Regions from separate parts of the Homo sapiens genome. Here region 1 is linked to region 2. A link is a loop called in an ENCODE intact Hi-C map of the cell type or tissue named here. Cell type or tissue: PC-3. All regions are shown on one strand. Each heading gives the region's core, and the rest is flanking DNA. Links, peaks and the distances in the headings are about the cores only.

Region 1 (2,500 bases), core at 1-2,500, 86 kb after region 2:
GACCTGGTTGTTCAAAAGTGTGCAGCACTTCCCCGCTTGCTCTGTCTTGCTCCTGTTCCGGCCATGTGAAGTACTGCTCCCCCTTCACCTTCTGCCATGGTTGTAAGTTTCCTGAGGCCTCCCCAGAAGCCAAGCACACGCTGCCATGCTTCCGGTACAGCCTGCAGAACTGTGCATGAGCCAATTAAGCCACTTTTCTTATAAATTAGTTAGTCTCAGGTTTTTCTTTATTGCTGTTTGAGAACTGACTCATCCACTCATTACCCGTCTGCATTCTCCCCAACACAGCCTCAGTAACAAAAACCCACCATTATTGAGAACAACCACTACCTGCCAAGAAATGTAGCCTGTGGGCACCTAGGAATCTAGTGCTGTGGACTGGCAGTAGTTAAGGCTCCCAAGGTCAGGCTGGAGAGGAGGCCCAGGAATCCCTGACAGGCTCCCTTCCAGCCACAGTGGCCAACTTGTGCCATTCCTCTCACCCAGCCACCCCCTCCCTGCCCTCCTCTATGGTCCTCCTGTGCCCAGGAGCTCAGGGAGCCACCTGCTTCCCCCACAGCTCTCCAATAGCACCCACTGTCCATCCTTCTCCGGGACTTAGCATTCACCACCTTCCTCTGGTGGGTGCTTCTATTTTTATTTCTTGTGTTTTTTTTTTTCTCAGTGCCCTCACTTTAACAGTATGCTGGCTACTTCTTACTCAAGCAGCTCTGTGCTCAGTGCAGCCTCCTTGCTGGCAGAGCTACATTGCAAAGCACTAAAGGACACAGACAAGATCGCTGGGTGGCTGTTGGTGAGCTTTGAGGAACCGTGAAGGATGAGACAGGTGTTCCAGATCTGGAAACAAGCAAGGTGCTTCTGGGTTTCCCAGAAGTGGGCAGAGTATGTGAATCACAGATGCACCAGCCCAGGATCTAGTGTTGCCAGAGGACGGTTTGTGAGCACTTTAAGAAGGGAAGCAACAATTTCCATGGGTTCACTGAAAATGACTTGAGGATGGACCTCACTTCCCTGTTTTCTAAGTTTTTTTTAAAAAACAGCTTTACTGAGATATAATTAACATACCATAAAATTCACTGTACAGTGCATTAATTTTTAGTATATTCAGGTTGTGCCAACATCATTACCATGTAATTCCAGAACGTTTGCCTCACCCTAAAAAGAAACTGATACCCATTAGCAGTCATTCCCCACTCTCCCCTTGCCACCCCTATCCCCCAGCAACTACTAGCCTTTCTGTCTGTATGGATTTGCCTCTTGTGGACATTTTGTAGCCCAACAATATTCCACTGTATCAATATACCACACTTCGTTTCTTCACTCATCAGGTGATGGACATTTTGTTGTTTCCACCTTTTGGCTCTTATGAATAGTGTTGCTTTGAACGTTCATATACAAGTGTTTGGACATATATTTCCATTTTTTCGTGTATATACCCAAGATTGGATGCTGGGTCACATGCTTATTTAGTTGTGAAACGTTACTGTCAAGTTGATCTAACAGAAAACCACAGCTGACCTGATGTTACCACTCAGGGTGAGCAACGCCCTCTAGCAGGCAGGCTCTTATGGGGAAGAGAAGTATGGATACAATTAGGCGGACTGGCTGTTAGTTAAAGCCACCTGGAAAGGGTGCTGACTCTCAGATTCGCTGGTGACACAAAGTTGGGGCAGAATCTAGGCCCAAAAGATCTCAGCAAGCTGGTGTGATGTCCACAGATAAAATATAGCAAAGAAAAATGCAAGGTCCTGGCTGGGTGCAGTGGCTCATGCCTATAATCCCAGCACTTTGTGAGGCCGAGGTGGGTGGATCATCTGAGGTCAGGAGTTCGAGACCAGCCTGACCAACATGGTGAAACCCCGTCTCTACTAAAAATACAAAAAAATTAGCCAGGCATGGTGGCGCATGCCTGTAATCTCAGCTACTCAGGAGGCTGAGGCAGAAGAATCTGTTGAACCTGGGAGGCAGAGGTTGCAGTGAGCCGAGATCGCACCACTGCACTCCAGCCTGAGTGACAGAGTGAAACTCAGTCTCAAAAAAAAAAAAAAAAAAAGAAAAGAAAGAAAAATGCAAGGTCCTAAACAAAGAATTACCATAGGATCCAATGGAGTCTGGACACTAGTATTCTTTTTTTTTTTTTGAGATGGAGTTTCATTCTTGTTGCCCAGGCTGGAGTGCAGTGGTGCGATCTCAGCTCACTGCAACCTCCACCTCCCGGGTTCAAGTGATTCTCCTGCCTCAGGCCTCCCGAGTAGCTGGGATTACAGGCGCCCACCACCATGGCCGGCTAATTTTTTGTATTTTTAGTAGAGACAGGGTTTCATCATGTTGGCCAGGTGGGTCTCGAACTCCTGACCTCAGGTGATCCGCCTGCCTCGGTCTCCCAAAATGCAGGGATTACAGGCGTGAGCCACCATGCCTGGCTGACACTAGTATTCTTAGCAGCATTATTCACAGTCACCAAAAGGTAGAAACAACTCAAATGCCCATTGACAAAATG
Region 2 (12,697 bases), core at 6,292-8,791:
CCGAGATCGCGCCACTGCACTCCAGCCTGGGCAAAAGAGTGAGACTCTGTCTCAAAAAAAAAGAATGAATAAAGTAACTTCTTTGATGTCAAATAAATAAAATACACCAGTCTTGTAACAGCTACCTAAATTGCAGGTGTAATGCATTTTTTTCTCACTATATTTGATACACAGATACATGGAGGGAGAAGGAGAATGAGTATGTCAGTATACTTTAAAAATACGTATTTCAGGTAACTTCAGCAAACAAGACATGCAGCAAGAAGCCTGCTTTAAGTTATTAAAGTATTTACCTCCCTAGAAGTACCAAAAGAAAAGGTATACAAAACTCTAGTCTAGGAAGATCTAGTCAATACTAATCTCTGAAGGGGTACCTGATCATTCAAAGGACAAACATCAAATTTTTTATGAATTTTTTGCCAGCTTTAAGCACTGTCCTATTCCAACATATTTGGTAAATGATAAAGGCTACCAAATATGCATCAGGAAATCCCAAATGGTGCATTTTAAATGCCTTCAAAACGGATCTGATGATCTTCTGTGGCCACAGTGAAAACCTCCCAATCCTTGCATCAAGACGCTGTGATCACAGAATACAGACCTTAAGATAAATATTTCTATCATAAGAACAAAATTAAACATATTCCTTTAGTTGTTCTAGAACTAATTTTGGTGTATAGGTGTAGTGCATACCTAATTTTACTCTTCTCTAAATTGTTAACCAACTATTACTGGTTAACTGCAGTTAACCAACAGATCCCAAGCAACATTTGCAAAATAATGTTTGATTTTCCAAACGATTTGTGTACTTACTACACACTAATTTCTTTAAAATGTTACAAGATGTTTCTGGGTAATTCAATTATTCATTCTGTTGAATAAAAGTCTACCACATTTTGGTAACTAGTAGCATGTCCTCTTCCCTCTTCTGATATATTTAGTCTCTAAGAAATCTAGGAAATCATTTAAAGAAACATAAAAAGGAATTTTTAAAAATAATATATAAATAGCTAAAAATTAAAAGAATAATCACAAAAGAATAAAACTGGTATATGAAGCTCATAAAATTAGCCTTTTTATTTAAAATCATAATGTGGCCAGGCATGGTGGTTCACGCCTGTAATCCCAGAACTTCGGGAGGCCAAGGCAGGAGGATTCACTTGAGCTCAGGAAGTTTGAGACCAGCCTGACCAACATGGTGAAACCCTGTCTCTACTAAAAATACAAAAATTAGCCAGGCGTGTTGGTATACGCCTGTAATCCCAGCTACTCAGGAGGCTGAAACACAAGAATCCCTTGAACCCAGGAGGCAGATGTTGCAGTGAGCCGAGACTGTGACACTGCACTACAGCCTGAGTGACTGAGCAAGACTCAGTCTCAAAGAGACAAAGAAAAAGAAATAAATAAAATCATAAATGCAATTTTAACATTTAGAAAACTTACTGGGCACAGCTATGGTCAATGACTTTAAAATATGAGGAGCCAGACCAGGCATGGTGGATCATGCCTGTAAGCCCAGCACTTTGAGAGGCTGAGGTAGGAGAATCGCTTGAGGCCAGGAGTTCAACACCAGCCTAGATAACAGAGCGAGATCCTGTCTCTACAAAAAACGAAACTAGCCAAATGCAGTGGCATGCACCTGTACTCCCAGCTATGCAGGAGGCTGAGACAGGAGAATCCCTTGAGCCCAGAAGTTCAAGGTTGTAGTGAGCTATGATCATGCCGCTGTACTACAGCCTGGGTGACAGAGTGAGACCCTCACTATACTCCAGCCTGGATGACAGAGTGAGAACCTAGCTCAAAATAGAAAATCTAAATAAGTAAACAAAAAATACACACACACACAAACATACACACACACACACACACACACACACACAGAGCTCATATAAATAGCATAAATCAACAAGGAAAAGATGAATATCCCAAAAGAAAAATTGGCAAAGGCAAGAAAAAAATTAACAGAAATATAAATGATGAATAAACATCTGAAAAACAACTGTTTACTGCTACAGGCAAAGAAATGCAAACAAAAACGATGGGAAAAAATTTTTCCAAATCTTCAGGGAAGTCTTTCAATAAAAATACTTGATGTTGGAAGTACAGAACCGTATCACTTGTATTAAAAGGCGGAAAATATATTTCCATATTTACTTGGAAAAATACATAAGAAATTGCTAACACTTGCGGCCTCTGGGAAAGGGAGCAGCTGGCATGGAAAGGATTAAAATATTAGTTGAATTGCAGGATTCTTTTTTACCCTAATTCCTAGGGCTCAGTTTTTACCCCTCTGCCAGGAAGACCTTTGGCTACAGCCATGTCCAAGGTGCATTTTCCTCTGTGTATCACACTTCTGCATTTTTGTACCAAGTGTACAGAAGGTATTCAAGTAAAGGACATATGCCAACATTTTGTTTCTTTTTTTTTTTTAATGGAGTCTCACTCTTTGCCCAGGCTGGAGTGCAGTGATGCAATCTCAGCTCACTGCAATCTCTGTCTCCCGAGTTCAAGCGATTCTCCTGCCTCAGCCTCCCAAGTAGCTGGGATTACAACCGTGTGTCACCATGCTCGGCTAATTTTTTTATTTTTAGTAGAGATAGGGTTTCACCATGTTGGCCAGGCTAGTCTCGAACTCCTGACCTCAGGTGATCCGCCCACCTCGGCCTCCCAAAGCGCTGGGATTACAGGTGTGAGTCATGCGTCTGGCCCCAACATTTTTGTCGTTCAAAATTTCATAGTTTAAAACCCTCTTGAAAAATTCTCTTTCCAATGCCCAGGATTTTAATATTTCATAGAGTATTTGAAAAGATTTTTATTACTTCTTGCTTTACCTTTTCCTTAAGAGTCAAAAAGATGTATTTTTGGCTCCCTGGATTCTCTTCTTCCCGTATGGATGCCCATAAAGTAACATTCAAGCTTTCCAACAAGGCTTATTTTTCCATTTTTCTACAGTTATCATAAGTTCCTTGAAATCAGAAACTCTTTTATTTTCTTTGCACAGAACAAAATACACTATAAACAGGAACAACACTAAATTCGCTACTTTCCAGCCCACAAGTTTTACTTTCTCACATCACTCTCTCTCTCACACACACACAGACACACACACACACACATTGGTGACAGAAGAGTTTTGAATGCATTTTGAACTGAAGATCTACATTTTTCCCTTAGTGGTAAAATGCACCGGTAAGAATTCAGGTTGGCAATTACTTCTGAAAATCTGTTTATTTGCAAAGATGATTTTCTCCCCTCCCCAAGAATCACTCTTCCTCTCTACTTGAGTAAGTTTTAAAGGATGGTTCCCAATGTCCTTAAGGATCTACAAACGTTTCCAAATAATACTCAAAAGCTACAGATACTACAGCAAAATCTAGTCAACTAATAAGCATCAACATACCAAGAAATAGAAGAAAGCAGACCTATGAGGATGCAGGATAATCCTTAGAGCATAAATAGTAACTTCCTATTTTCATGCCTTAGCAGGAAAAGAATAAGAGTTTGCTGGGGCTCAGAGCTAATCACAAACCTGTTCTTCTTCTGTAAAGGGTACCAGAGCCAATGGTGGAAGGGGTTCCTCCTGGAGGATAGGCAGAAATTCTTTATCCAGAAGGTCTGAAGGTATCTGTAGGACCAAACACATGATTATGAGATTAATGCTATTTCTGCAATAAGAAGAAATACAAGAAGATAAATCCAAGAAAGAATACTCTTCTATTTATTGTTGATTATTATAAATACAGATTAATGCTTATTCAGCCATAATTGACTTCTATAGTCCTTATACATTTTGAGAGAGTCAATATTAAAAACCCCAGTCAATACTCCCCAGCTTCTCAAGTGATTGCCACTTTTGGATTTAGCACTAACTCTGCTATACCAGAGCACAAAGTAGAGGAATAAAAGTCTCTACATTAAATGCAAAGCAGAAGATGATAAGGAGAGTTTTATAAGCAACTGTATGTGTCCTTAGCAACCATCATTAAAATCTGAAATTCTCGATCACTGAAAAACAAAGTATACTGGAGGTGGGGCATTGTGGCTCACGCCTGTAATCCCAGCACTTTTGGAGGCCAAGGCAGGCAGATCACTTGAGGGCAGAAGTTGGAGACCAGCCTGGCCAACATGGTGAAATCCCATCTCTACCAAAAATACAAAAAAATTAGCCAAGCGTGGGAACGCATATCTATAATCCCAGCTACTCAGGAGGCTGAGGCACAAGAATCACCTGAACCTGGGTTGCAGAGGTTGCAGTGAGATGAGATCACGCCACTGCACTCCAGCCTGGGTGACTGAGCCAGACTCTGTCTCAAAAAAAAAGTATATTGGGAAAAAATACAAAATATTATTTCTTACTAGTCAGTGAGTAAGATAAAAGTCATAACAAAAGTATATTTTACACTGTTTCAGTTTTGATCTAAGTGACACAAATGTAGTGTTACATTTTAAGGTTTTGTCTCCACTGAAAATTTTATATAGCCGAAGGTGCTCCTCCTGTTGGCTCTTTATTTTTAAGTGGCAAGTAGGATAAGAGGTACAATAAAGAGAAAGGAAAAATTCTTCATTTCTTAGCCACTGAACTAGGATACAAATAGACATGAAAGGGGGGTTAAGAGGAAGTTAGCTAGAGAAGGCAGTAAGTGCTGACTACTCTCCTGTTTCCATGAAGCTGCCTAAAATATAGTGTGTGATAACACTTAGAAGATCCTCTGTTAACTATTGCAGGCTTCAAAGCAGGGAAACAGTTAAGGTGGAAAGGCATGGGTCAATACATTAGTAAAATAAATCAGTTTTCATGTATCAGTACATCATGGTATATATCCCAAAGTCTCATTCACAATTTTGAACTCTTTTCCTACTTTCTTACCTTGTTGTCTTTAAGGAAAAGTGCTAACATTTCTTCTCTGCCGTAACGATAATCTGCTAATTTATACTTCGGCAATGCTGGAGAAAGAGGAGGGGATGTAATACTCCCACCACTGGACAGAGCTCGGAGCCTAGAATAGAAAAGACAGAGAATATGTCAAACATTCTGGTGCTACAGACTTTTTATACTATACACTGTCAAAAAAAATTCATTTTAGTTCTTTAGAAGAGCAAAAAGAAATCCTACTATCTCAAAGTATCAGACTTTAGCTTTAATACAATCTTTTGTCATGGCACGCTAAAAGGGCAGTTTATTGAGAGATAACTAGACAACCATGTGGCAATTCCTTAACTTAAAAGGCATCACGGCTATGTCCCCCAGAAGCTTAGAGAATGAAAAAGGGACACATTTTTCCAAATTTTAAAAGGCGCATATGATTAAAACAAAAGTGAGATACTACCTTACACTCACTAGATTCATAAAACTTAATAAGTCTGATAATACCAGGTGTTGGTAAGGATGTAAAACAATGGAAACTTTCAAGTAGTGTTTGTGGTATTATAAACTGAAATAATCACTTCAAAGAATGATTTGATAATAGCTAATTATTTAATTATCTATTTGGCAATTTGGTAATAGCTAAAATATTTAATAAAGTATGCTATACAAAAGAAAAATCAAAACACAGCCTATAGTAATGATAATTTTTATATAAAATGCATAAACCTGCAGCTAGGTTTATACTGTTTCAAGACATACAAACTGCAGCAAAAGCATAGAAACAAACATGAAATTGACAAATACAACATTTAGAATAAGGTTATATCTGCAAAAGATTAAGATTATAAAGGCAGCTTTAATTGTACCTACAATGTTTTATTTTTGTAGCTTGCCAATGAATACATGGGTGTTTATCACAATTTATATTTTTATATGCCTGAAATATTTCACAACGTTTTTAATAAAAGCAATTAATGGTCAGTGTAGAGAATCTGAAAATGCAGTAAAGTACAAAGAGAAATTGAAAACTACATGTACTGCTAAGAAGACAAATAAAAAATATACTCCAAACTGATAAGAAAAGTTGCCTCTAAAGAACAGAACTTGGGGAAAAGGGACTATTTTGTTTAATTTTAAAATAATATATTTTTATGGGGAAAAAGGGAAGAAAACTTCAGCAAAAAATGGCGAGTAAGATTCTACTGTAGCACTGTGTCAGACAGCAAGTGGAAAAACTAACATCAGGAGTAGCTGATATCAAGCATGAAAGGGACCAAGCTACTTTAATTCTAGTTTAGACTAAGGAAAAATTCAATAGAAGCATTGAAATATGTGCCCAAAACTGCTAAGCTTTATTCACAAAGCAAAAAAGAAGGGAATAATCTACTAAATTATGACACATTAAATATTAATATGAAGGCCAAGTAAAACACAGTAAATATGTGCACATTATTAAAAATAGCGTATGCATAGTAAACAGTAAAATGTGTTTACAAGAATAAAGTAATATTTAAAGAAAAAATATGCATTAGTAAAGTGAGACTGTTGGGGTGGGATTTTTTTTTTTTACTTATTGTGGAAAATTTTTTGTATTTTCATAAATGCACCAAAAAGCAGATGACAAACTCCCGTGTAATTTTTGTATTTTCTGTAGAGACAGGGTCTCACTATATTGCCCAACCTAGTCTCAAACTCTGGGCCTCAAGCAATCCTCCCACCTTGGCCTCTCGAAGTGCTGAGATTACAGGCATGAGCCACCATGCCTGACCCAAAACATTTTTTTAAAGTCTGGGTTTTGCTGATTTTATCCATGATATAATTAAACATTTTTCTGTCTTTTGCATTTCATGTAAACTGGTGACTGAGTATAGAGATTTTGAGATTTTCATCAATTTGGGTTCTTTTTTGGCAATACTTCGTATGTAGTGGTATGTTATTCCATCAAGAGGCACACATTGTGATGACGTGTTTGTGATACTTGCAGTAATTTATGATCAATGCTTGGTTCCCTAAGTTCACTAAGGTTGTAAGTGATTATATTCTTTCATTCCTCCCTTATGTATTAGCTGGAATACTTCTGCAAAGATAAATTTTCCTCTTATACTACCTGGTATAGTTACCAAATAATACTGCTTAATACAAGAAAGGAGGGAAAAAGCCTTAATTCTTATTTGTTTTCAAAATAACGACTAGGTTCACTTGCACCTTCCAACAGTGTCCAACAGTAACACATTATTTTATTAATATATTTCAATTCACAGCAATTATTAACAGTGTTCAAACTGTCTCATCTTTGAAGAGTGGGAGACTCTTCAGGTTGGCTCCTGGGTCCTTTTGACATGACCCTAGCAGTCTTCAACAGCTTCTTTTCTATCTGGTATGTCAGAATGTTCCAGGTTCATCTTGTATTTTTCTTGCCTCAGACCTGAAATCAATCATTTCCAGGGAGCCCTGGATTCACTTTCATTTATAGAAATACCACAACCTGGGTTCTGGGACTGCTCACTGCTACTCTGTTTCCTTTGCAAATATTCTTGGGCTTGGAGGTCATTTAGTTCAACCCCCATAAAACAAGTTAAACAACCAGGTAAGCAAACAACATACCCACAAAGGAATGGTCCAATCACTCCTTCCAAGAAGAAAGGAACTACCCCAGTACCTTCCAAGAAACTGCTTTTTATTAGATTCCTGTAAAGTTGGGCTCTTTACTGAAGAAGTGGAATTAATATCCACTGAACACTGAAGCTGAAAATTTCACACGTGAACTAGCTCATTTAATCTAATTTAACCTTCACAACAACCCAAACATAACAGATAAAAATAAAGCTGAAGGGTTAAACAACTTGTCCACAGTCACGGGCAGCAGAACAAAGATTCAAACCTAGGTTTTTATTACTAAAAAGACCACAATTGACCGGTTGCAGGTTAGCTCACACTTGTAATCCCAACACTTGGGAAGCTAAGGAGTGTGGATCACTTCAGTACAAGAGTTCAAGACCAGCCTGGGCAACACGATGAAACCCCATCTTGACAAAAAATACAAAAATTAGCCAGGTATGGTGGCTCATGCCTCTGGTCCCAGCTACTCAGGAGGCTGAGGTGGGAGGACTGCTCGAGCCTGGGAGGTCAAGGCTGCAGTGAACAGCCACTGCACTCCAGCCTAGGTGACAAAGCAAGACCCTGTCTCAAAAAAAAAAAGAAAGAAAGAAAGAAAGAAAAAAAAACACAATCTTTCCAACAATTAGGTCTCAAAATCCTATTTAAAATAGCCAGTTTAAAATATACATATATTTTATTAGAACTTGTTTTAAAATATCTTCCTTAACACCAAACCAACATGTTTCCCAACAGTTTCTACCACTGGAGTACACATCTAAGCACTCTTTCAAATGAAAATCATTCTGGTATTGGCAAATAATCACCATGTCTCCCCAAAGACTCCTTCTCATGGCCTAACATTCCTAATTTCTTCAATTGCTGCTCACAATAAGATTTCAAATGTATTCACCACCCTGTCCCTTCCAATGGATCACCAATGGTTTTCCAATGCCCAAGACTAAACATTTCTTATAGTCACCAGATTTATTAAGAGTAACACAGGCCAGGTGCAGTAGCCCATGCTTGTAATCCCAGCACTTTGGGAGGTTGAGGCAGGTGGATCACTTGAGACCAGGAGTTTGAGACCAGTCCAGGCAACACAGTGAGATCCTGTCTCTCCAAAAATAAAAAAAATTAGCAGAGCATGGTGGTGCACGCCTGTAGTCCCAGCTATTTGGAAGGCTGAGGTGGGAAGATCGCTTGAGCCTCAGGAGGTAGAGGCTGCAGTGAGCCATGATCGCAACACTGCATTCCACCTTGGCTGAGAGTGAGACTCTGTCTCCAAAAAATAAAAAATACAAAAATAACACAATAACACAATCAGAGATTTCCTTCAGGTGCTATGAAAAGAAACTGAGGCAAACTGGCAGTAACTCAAACTAAAAGACAGTTGCCTGAGTTAGGATAATGGCTGTACTATGATTCAATAATCGACAAATTCAATTCCAAGTCCCTCTTCACCTGCAGATACTTAGAAAAGCTAAAACATATTTGGGTAATATTCTTCACTAAAAATCCACCTGAGAACTCATGAACACAAAGAAGGGAATGATAGACACTGGGGTCTACTTGGGGGTGGAAGGCAGGAGGAGGGAGAGGAGCACGAAAAACCACTGGGTACTCGGTGTAACACTTGGGTGATGAAATAATCTGTACAACAAACCCCCATTGACACAAGTTTACCTACATAACCTTCACATGTACCCCCGAACCTAAAAGTTAAAAAAATCCACATATGATCTTTATCTCCTCCATACAACCCTCTCTTCTAGAAATTTAATCCCTATGTGCTTTCGTCTGTCTCTAAACATATCTCCTCATTTGTTTAAAACTTTTGATACAGCCATTTCCCTTCTAGCTATGCACTGTTCATCTTTCCTCTTCATCTAGAAACATCTCTACTTCCTCGCTTCTCAGTCACTTCAAAACGCAGTGTGCCTGGTTTCTCCTGCCACTCCACTAGCTCCTGCACTGTTCATCAATAACCTCAACACTGCCAATTCTACCATGGGTAGTAAATAAGTGGCAGCAGCAGGCCCCCCAAAGCCCCATGATACTCCCAAAATCTTCGCTTGGTAAGTGTTGTCCAAAATCCAAACTTCAGCTTATGAAAGCAATTTGGATAGTCAATAAACAATGTGTGAAGGTGTGGGAGTCAAAAGGCACTTCTATGTAAGCTTGTGATTCTCAAGTCCAGCTGTGACCTCTCCTATAGTCAGGCTTTCATACACAACCATGTAAAGCCCATCAGGTTCAATATGCCCAAAACCCTAACCCTACTCATCAACTTATTCATCCAACCCATTCACTGCCCATATTCTCAAACATAGTTAAGGACATCCCAATCTAATCAGCCACTGGATTAAAAATCTGGGATTCATACTTTACTCCTCACCTTCTACCATCTCTCATACCCAATTACCATGTCCTATTAGTTTTAAATCCTCAGTCTCTCAAGTCTTCCCCTGATCCAACTAACCTAATTTTTATTCACACTTTTATTTCCCACCTGGACTGCTGCAAATGCATCCTGAACGATTTTACTAGTCTTAATCTCCTACGTTACTAAGAACTATTTATTTATTTATTTATTTTTGAGACAGAGGCTCACTCTGTTACCCAGGCTGGAGTGCAGTGGCACTATCTCAGCTCAGCTCAGCTCACTGCAACCTCCACCTCCCAGGTTTAAGCAGTTCTCCTGCCTCAGCCTCCTGCGTAGTTGGGATTACAGGCACACGCCACCACACCTGGCTAATTTTTGTATTTTTAGTAGAGATGGGGTTTCCCCATATTTGTCAGGCTGGTCTTGAACTCCTGACCTCAGGTGATCCACCCGCCTCAGTCTCCCAAAGTGTTGGGATTATAGGGGTGAGCCACTGCGCCCAGCCCCAATTCTTTTTTCACTGGCACACAATGACCAATAAAACCCAAGCCTTGTTAACAGAAGGGCTGCCTCCAAGCTCTTATCTCCCACACTTCACATAATAAAGGTAAACATTATGCATCATGAAGTTCCTCTCTTAAATCAGTTCCTTGCCTTATGTTCACACACGTCCTTTCTGCTATCAGGAATATTCTTCCTAATCTTTTTCACCAACAGGGTAGAGAGAGGTGCTAGGAAGGAGATGTTAAGTGGGAAGGAGAAAGGAAGAATAAGGAGAGCTGGAAAGAGAGTCGGAGGAAGGGAGGGAAAAAGAGAATTTGAGATCCTCAAGGCCTTGCTAAACACAAGTTCCTGTCCAGCCTTCATGAAACTAAGAGGCTAGTAGAAGAATATAATAAAGTCATATAAGTGGACATAGAGATATTGAAGGATTTTAGAGAAGTCTTGATCTAATTTACATTTTAAGATTACTCTGCCTGCTGTGAGGAAAACAAATAGAAGACAAAAATGGAAGCCAGGGGCCAGGCACAGTGGCTCACATCTGTAATCCCAACACTGTAGGAGGCCAAGGAGGGCAGATCACTTGAGGTCAGGAATTCAAGACCAGCCTGGCCAATATGGTAAAGCTCCATCTCTACTAAAAAATACAAGTATTAGTCAGGCGTGGTGATGCATGCCTATAGTCCCAGCTACTTGGGAGCCTGAAGCAGGAGAATCGCTTGAACTCAGGAAGCAGAAGTTGCAGTGAGCCGAGATCACACCACTGCACCGCAGCTTGGGTGACAGAGTGAGATTCCATTTCAAACAAAAAAAAAGAAAAAAAAAAAAGGAAGCCAGGAAACATCAGTAGGCCACTGGTGCAAAAATTTATGTTAGAAATGGTGGCAACTTTCACTAAGGTGATAGCAATAGAGATTCAGAGAAATGAACAGATTCCAGAGATACTGTAGAGATAAAATTGACATGTTGTGACAGACCCGATATAGGAACAGAGAAGTAAAAGGAATTATCAAAGATAACTCTGAGACTGCTAGCTTGAGCAAACAGGCACATATACTATTAAGATGAAATAAATATAAAGGCAAAACTAACGAGATCAGTTTTGGAAAAGTATAGAGTATGAGATGCTTATAAGACATCTAAGTGGAAAAATCAGATAGGCAGCTGAATATCCCGTGCTTGCATTATAATTCCTTTACAGCATTATGACAAAGTGAAATTATTTAGTGTCAGCTTCCCCATTAAAGAGTAGGTACCATGTATTTTTATCCTTATTGCCTTAGCACCTAACCCAAGACATAAAACACAGCAAGCATTTGATAAAATGTTTTCTGAACAAATATTTGCTTCCAAAATACACCCCTCAAAAACATCTAATTTACTACTCCTTCAGTTTACATAGAAATATTTTACCCTTTCTGAAAACTGGAAATATTAACACATCTCATCCTCCAGAACTTCTCTCCTTTTTCACATAATCCCATAATTATCGATAGGAAGCTATCAATCTCAGGTTTGCATTCTCTTACCCGTCTCCCATAAGACCCTAATGGCTTCATTCAACATTCATTTATTAACTAAATTAGTTAACTAAATATTAATGCCAATGTCCAGTACACTAAGCTCAACAATGGGCTTACCAAAAGAGAGAAATACAGTGCATTTCTTAATGGAATTAGCTCTTCTTGGGCAAGGCGCAAATATATATACAGATACACCACAAGGCCATAACTATTTTAACAAATGTATAAATAAAATACTTTGGGGAAGAAAACAAGTACTTCCCTCTTCTTTGCAAGGAAAGACCTGGGAAAACTTCCTTAAGACCAAGGAGATGAGACAGAGGAAACTCCCAAAGGAGCTTTCTTGGCTCCTTCCCAGAAAGCCAGGTAATGTCTATAATTATTCTCCCTATAATAAAGTCCTTATCTAGACTTATCTGGGTAGTCTTCTTTTTGTTTTTTGTTTCTAAAGACGGGTTCTCACTATGTTGTCCCAGGTTGGTCTCAAATGCCTAGGCCCGAGCAATCCTCCAGCCTCAGACTCTCAGTAGCTGGGACTACAGGTGCATGCCACCACACTCGACTGAATAGATTTTTGATCCTCAAAAGTGTTTTAAATCACCAAATATTCGTTCGTTTGCTTGAAACAGAGTAGCACTTTGTCACTCAGGATGGAGTGCAGTGACATGATCTCAGCTCACTGCAACCTCCACCTCCCGTGTTCAAGTAATTCTCCTGCCTCAGCCTCCCCAGTAGCCAAGATTACAGGCACACACCACCATGCCCAGCTAATTTTTGTAATTTTTTTTTTTTTTTTTTTTTTAGCAGAGATGGGGTTTCACCATG

What was found. Hi-C counts contacts between places; a loop is a spot of excess contacts. Peaks named below come from ENCODE experiments on the same cell type or tissue, not always from the same donor. Only the 100,000 strongest peaks of a DNase experiment are listed, where the experiment ranks them.
Region 1: it touches region 2 in a loop (6-fold over the local background); 1 of 110 quality-filtered maps calls a loop at or near these places.

Annotation. Positions count from the first base shown.
Region 1 is chr2:232,657,453-232,659,952 of GRCh38, reverse strand. All of the region lies in intron 1 of EFHD1 (EF-hand domain family member D1), which reads right to left. Among named protein-coding and RNA genes, the nearest start is that of EFHD1, 25 kb to the right of the region's middle. In PC-3, for the core only: a CTCF peak has its summit at 1,529; no DNase peak of the experiment used is centred there.
Region 2 is chr2:232,739,915-232,752,611 of GRCh38, reverse strand. It overlaps GIGYF2 (GRB10 interacting GYF protein 2), which reads right to left. Exons shown (of 29, transcript NM_001103146.3): 4 at 4,868-4,997; 5 at 3,530-3,625. Among named protein-coding and RNA genes, the nearest start is that of KCNJ13, 30 kb to the left of the region's middle. In PC-3, for the core only: no CTCF peak of the experiment used is centred there; a DNase peak (open chromatin) is centred at 7,421; H3K27ac peaks cover 497 bases.